Regions from separate parts of the Mus musculus genome. Here region 1 is linked to region 2. Evidence: chromatin loops called from intact Hi-C (ENCODE). Cell type or tissue: heart. All regions are shown on one strand. Links, peaks and the distances in the headings refer to the core of each region. The heading gives the core; the rest is flanking DNA. Region 1 has its middle 9.7 kb from the start of C730014E05Rik. Region 2 overlaps St6gal1 (beta galactoside alpha 2,6 sialyltransferase 1).

Region 1 (2,911 bases), core at 214-2,713, 74 kb before region 2:
TTTCCTCCCCTACTTGCTTTTGGATCATGGTCTTTATCACAGCAACAAGAAACCAAACTCTGTCCCTCCATCCCTTCGTCCTACCCCCCCCACCCCCCATCCCCCCTCTCTCTCCTGAATATTGGGACGATTTCTCAGGTTCTTAGTGGATTAGATGATGTTTTGTTTCTTTACAGGGAGGTCTCCTTGTGTCTCCCAGGTTGGCCTTCATCTGCCATGGTGGCTTGGGATTTTGTGTTGGAACTAGCACATTTGGGTATTGTGAAGCAAGACCCTGGCTTCTCTTAAAATCCTCAAGTAAATGTGCATATTTGTGTGAGCAGAGTTAACTGGCTTAGGCTCAGATTACACACAGTGTCTCATCCTCCATGGGTGTGGATCCTTTGTGAATTCCTGCTTTGAGACCGGGTAGTTACTACCTTCTGTGTTCTGTGTTTCCTGCGTGGCATTTACTCTGGGACTTGGTAGCTGAGTCTGCGACCTTGGATCTATTCTGCATTTGTGCAGCCTGGAACTAAGTCTAGGAATTATGTAGGGACCTCTACAGAGTGAAAAGAACCCGTTTCCAGCAAGCTTCCTGGTCACTTCCTGGCATTCTTCAGCTCCCAGGACCCTCCCTTTCCTGATTCTTCTGAGGTCTGGTGCTGTTTTGTGTAACTATGGTTGGTTTGGAGTAAAGTTCTTAGAGAGACGACAAAGAAGCCTTAGGTTGTCTTGAACGGTTTGAAAGCCATCACCCTCCCTCTGACTCTCTCTGGTCCCAGGGCAAGCTTTCTTTGGGAGCGGTGGAAGAGTGCCTGCAGCATCAGGAGCTTGCAGGCAGGAAAGAGTGGCAAGAAAGGCAGCCGTTTCTATTGGCATTCCTGGTGCAGAGGCTACTTTTCCGGGCCTGTTGGTTCGCAAAGGTGATTTCTGGAGCTTGCTTGATGGTCTGGAATACGCTGCTTCCGAGTCTGATCTGCCTTTGGCCTAAGTCGAGAAGCTGGAAAAGACAAACACACCCAGAACGCTCAGCTGGGCTATTTCTTCAGCTTCCGGCTTCAGTCCTGGCTGCCTACCTGTTCACTTTTCAGGCGCTTTCGGTGTTTGCTGTGAAAGGTTTATTTCTCTACAATGGTTGGGCAGACACGCATGAAGCTCTACCGGTAGCTGAGACATTGCTGGCATCGGATAGCTGATGGGCCATTGGGATCCGTTTTCTTCGAAGGCGTTGCCCCTGAGAGACTAACCATGCTTCAGCAGACGATCCAACACGCAAGCACATGTTGCGTGACGCACTAAGGACGCACTAAGAGGTCGCAATGGGTTTTATTTAGTACAGCATAGGAAGTTGGGAGACAAAAATGATGGCGGGTATAGGGGAGGAGTTAGACGGAATGGACTAGGGGGTTGATTTGATTGAAACAAAGTATATGCACTTATGAAATCCTTAAAGGAAAACAGATGACTGTGGTTCAGTTCGTGGTCAGGGTCATGGCTGTGATGTGTGAGCACCTGCAGGAACTGCTAGATGCTGTCATATTTCCTTCAACCTCCTGGGGGCAGCCTCCTAGAACTGCTTTTCCGGTACCCTTAAGATGCCCCATGATTTCCTTCTCCTAAAAGCCTTTGAACGGCCTCAAGTGGGGACTTGAAGTACGCCCCGCGCTGGTTTCAACGTGCACTTCCAGCTCCTGTTGAGATTTAGTTGCCATTGTGAAAAGTAGTTAAGAGGCAAAGCCATTAACTGGTGCCTGTTCTAATGAAAGGATTAACACGTCCACCCTGGGAGGCCAGTCTGCCTTTTTCTCTTTTGCCTCGCTGCCATGTGATCGCTTCAGCAAGGAGGGCTTGGCCACACACTGCTGTCATTTTTTTTTTTTTTAACTTTATTTATTTAATGTATGAGTGCTCTGTTGCATATACATCCGCCTGCCTGAAGAGGGCATCATATTCCCCTATAGATGGTTGTGAGCCACCATGTGGTTGCTGGGAATTGAACTCATGACCTCTGGAAGAGCAGCCAGTGCTCTTAACTGCTGAGCCATCTCTCCAGCTCTGTTGTCTTAATCTTAGATTTCCCCACTCTCCAGAAATTTGAGCTAATAAAAAATGTTTTGAAGCAGTTTGCTCGAGAACCTACATTGGCCTCCACCTGGAGGTCTCCTAAGTCTCCCAAGAATGGGAGTTACAGTTGTGTGCCATTATGAATTACGATTTTCTATGCCTTTTAAATTACCCAGGGTAGAATTCTGCTATAGCCTCTCCAGACAGACTGGGTCAGCCAGATTCTTCCATGAGTGTGGATCAGAACACACTATGCAGACTTAAAGCTCATAGGTGGCCATCTTCTACTATGCAGTATAGGAAAAAGAAGCTTAGCTACAGAGAAATAAATGAGGGGAGGAGAGATGGGGGAGAGGGAGGATAGGGGAGGAGGAGGGAGGGGGAGGGAAGAGAGGGAGGGAAGGGAGAGGAAGGATAGGGGAGTTCCCCTTGATTTCTGAAAGCTCCCCACGTTTCTCCTCAAGAGTCCTTTGACACACAGTTCCTAGATTTTTACAGTTACTCTTTTGAGCTTAGACTAAGTTTCTTATTTGCATCCAATGACATAGGGCCAGGAACTGTTCTGTGCCTGTGCCCAGGGATCAGTCTGAGGTCTTCTGAGGTCTAGTCATGCAAAAATATTTGTTAATGGATCAACAAAGGCACTATTATTAGGCTGTCACAGGATAAAATAAAAAACTGCCATTTCCCATTTATTTATTAGCCTTCAATTACCATCTTAGAAACCTCTGTGAAACTTTCCATTTCATCACTGGCTTACAGAAGCCATGTATTCATTTAGCAAATATTTATTCGGCATCTCATATGTACAAGACATATGACAATGAAAAAATATCAATAATATTATTGAAGTACCTAAAAGGTA
Region 2 (2,911 bases), core at 261-2,760:
CCATGTAACACAGTTGTTTTTCCTGCACTGATGAAGGCACGGTATTCAAAGTGGTTTACCTAAAGTAATTCAGTGTAAAGTTGTGCCTTAAACCCTGTGGGCTCTCTGAATTCCAAAGCCTGTGGTTTCCTCTTGTGCTATGACTTGTGGGCCATAGGGACACCTGATTAGCTACCTTACTGAAACAAACTTTACAAAAGGCAAATGTGAGATATGCTTTTCACAGATTGCAATTTTTTTAAGCATGAAATAGTTTATTTAGGGCATGGGGAAGGGAGTTGAGAGGGTAGTAGGGACAGAGAAAGTGAGGGAGGGGGCGGGGAAGAAGGAGAGGGTAAGAGGAGAAGAGATGGGAGGGGAGGGGAGGGGAGGCTGGCCATAAACACATGGAGGGGGTGGGGGGAGAAGGGGTGATGAGGGAAGAGGGCAAGAGAGTAAGGGAGCAAGAGCCACAGGCAGCATTTTATCAATGAGCTTCCTATACATGTACTTACATACTTCTATTTACCTGTCAAAGAAACTATACTTTAGCTTATGGTGTCTTAGTTACTGTTACACTACTGTGAAGAGACATCATGACCATGGCAAACTCTTCTAAAGAAAGCATTTGATTGGTGGCTTGCTTACAGTTTTAAAGAGTTAGTCCCTGATTGTCACAGTGGGAAGCAGACAGGTATGGCACTGGTGCCTTAGCTAAGAGTTTTCTATTCTGGTTCACAGGCATCAGGAGAGAGACAGAGACAGAGACAGAGAGACAGACACAGAGAGACAAAGACAGAAACACAGACAGAGAGACAGACACAGACAGACTAGACCTGGCATGGTCTCTTGAAACCTCAAAGCCCACCCCCAGTGACACACCTTCTCCAACAAGGCCATAGCCCCTAATCCTTCCCAAACAATTCTATTCCCTTTAAATGTAAGCATTTAAATTATGAGATATGGAGACCTTTCTTGTCTGAATCACCTCAGGTTGTAAATTTTGTAGCTAAAGTTTTAGATTTGACAACAATCTATTGTCCAGACTCTCTAGTATCTCGCTGCTATATGATCCCAGCATACGTAATGACACCCTAATTTCCTTCTCATTAAAAGGTTTTTTGTTTTGTTTTTTTGTTTTTTGTTTTTGTTTTTTTTTTTTTTGTTTTTTGTTTTTTGTTTTGTTTTTTTTTTTTTTTTTTTTGAGACAGGGTTTCTCTTGAGTTCTGTCCTGGAACTCACTTTGTAAACCAGGCTGGCCTCAAACTCAGAAATCCGCCTGCCTCCCAAGTGCTGGGATTAAAGGCATGCGCCACCACCGCCCAGCGTGTCATGAGTTTTTAAAGTTTAAATTAGGCTACAGATATTACAGGATGCATAAAGATAGAAGAGCCACATAGAGGGTTTGCTACTGTGGACACAGGCTTTGCCTTCCCGAAGGTGTACAACGGCTGAAGCACCCACAGGTAGGTGTCTGAGTGCTCCTAGCCACAGACTGGGTCCCTGAAGTGTTGAAATAAGTGACTTGGTCAAGAGGCACAACACTCTGCATCCTGATTCAGATAAGCAGCCCTGGCTTTCAGTGGGAGGCGGCAGAGAGGGCTTGGCAGGCACCTGTGTTGCCTGGCCTGGTGAGGGAGTCTTTCTCCTGTCTTCCAGCTTGCTGGGGAATGCCTGGGCTAGGGAGTTGGTCTGGATGGCTGTCAACAGCTCAGCGAGGGTGGAGGAGGGTGTCCAGACGTGTGTACTACAAGGAGGAATGTGAGAACTGCCAGGCAAGCAGTTCCCCTTCCATATCTGGGAAAGGCTGGTGGTCGGGAAAGAGACAGGCAGGATAGGGTTGGCAGGATGTGTGGTAGCAGTCTTCATTCTGTATGGGTACCTATGAGGACAAACTATATTCAGGAGGAAGGGCATCTAGCTCTCAGGCTGTTTTAATGTGGCCTGGAGTATCTTCCTTCTACTTTAGGAAGAATAGAGAGGGCCCTGGCATGGCCTGGAGGCTCAAAAGCCTTAGCATAGGGGAATGTGTGCCCACATGTGTAGGCATGGCCACACTACTGTAAATACCTAGTGCACCCCGTAGTGTTGAAGGGCTCCACCTGTCTGAATCCACCGATCTTTCAGCTTATGAGAGCCAGGCCTATGTCACCATGCTCAGTGGTAGACAGCCTTAGCCTTGCCCAAATGAGGCCCTGAAGCTGACAGAGAAAAGAGGATTTCTTTCATCTCTTGAACCGTAGTTATTTGTTAGAATGCGGTTTCTTGGATGGTTAGTATTGTGCACAGCTTCAAGCCCAGCACATGACTGAGCACTGGGGCGTCTCCTGGAATGAGCTCAGCAACCCTGGTGGTCATAGGCCACGCTTGGCCTCGACACATGCACAGCAGCCCTGCAGGGGAGGCCGGGAGAGCAGGTAGAGGGAGCCGTAGCCGTCTGGGGCAAGCACCACCTTGCAGCTGTGCTCGGCTCATGAAAGAGTCCTTTTTTCCTACCTGTCAATTACGACCTTCGGAGGGAGAGTCAAGCAGAAATGGAAGAGGAAGTGTGGTGTGGCTCTCCATGTGAACTATGCTGGGGAGCCAGGCTTGGAGCCTTGCTTGTCTGAGCCCCTTGGGAACCAAGTATATCAGAGTTTGTTCCAGATGGGAGAGGGAAGGAGGCAGCCTGCCAGCTCTGACAAATGCTGCTTGCTGTAGGGCTGGAGGCTGCTGGCCCAGGGCCTGAGCTGGAGGAGGCTAATGATAGTGTGAGGAATCAATCAATCCCCCAGATGAGGGAGGCTTCCTGCTAGAGGCATGTGGCTGCTTTTCTTTTCATCTTCACAATGAATGTCTTATTCTGGGCTGTCCATTTGGGAAAGGGAGGGAGCAGGCAAAGAGGAGCCCTGCAGCCTCGCCCAGGGCAGCACTCCTGCATTGGAAGCGTCTG

What was found. Peaks named below come from ENCODE experiments on the same cell type or tissue, not always from the same donor. Only the 100,000 strongest peaks of a DNase experiment are listed, where the experiment ranks them.
Region 1: a loop joins it to region 2, with 3 times the contacts of the local background. A loop is called at or near these places in 2 of 42 quality-filtered maps.

The regions. Positions count from the first base shown.
Region 1 is chr16:23,164,120-23,167,030 of GRCm38, forward strand. No RefSeq gene overlaps it. Among named protein-coding and RNA genes, the nearest start is that of C730014E05Rik, 9.7 kb to the right of the region's middle. In heart, for the core only: a CTCF peak has its summit at 1,551 (motif pointing right); a DNase peak (open chromatin) is centred at 512.
Region 2 is chr16:23,238,173-23,241,083 of GRCm38, forward strand. All of the region lies in intron 1 of St6gal1 (beta galactoside alpha 2,6 sialyltransferase 1), which reads left to right. Among named protein-coding and RNA genes, the nearest start is that of BC106179, 14 kb to the left of the region's middle. In heart, for the core only: CTCF peaks have their summits at 1,578 and 2,382; DNase peaks (open chromatin) are centred at 1,639 and 2,639; H3K27ac peaks cover 1,166 bases.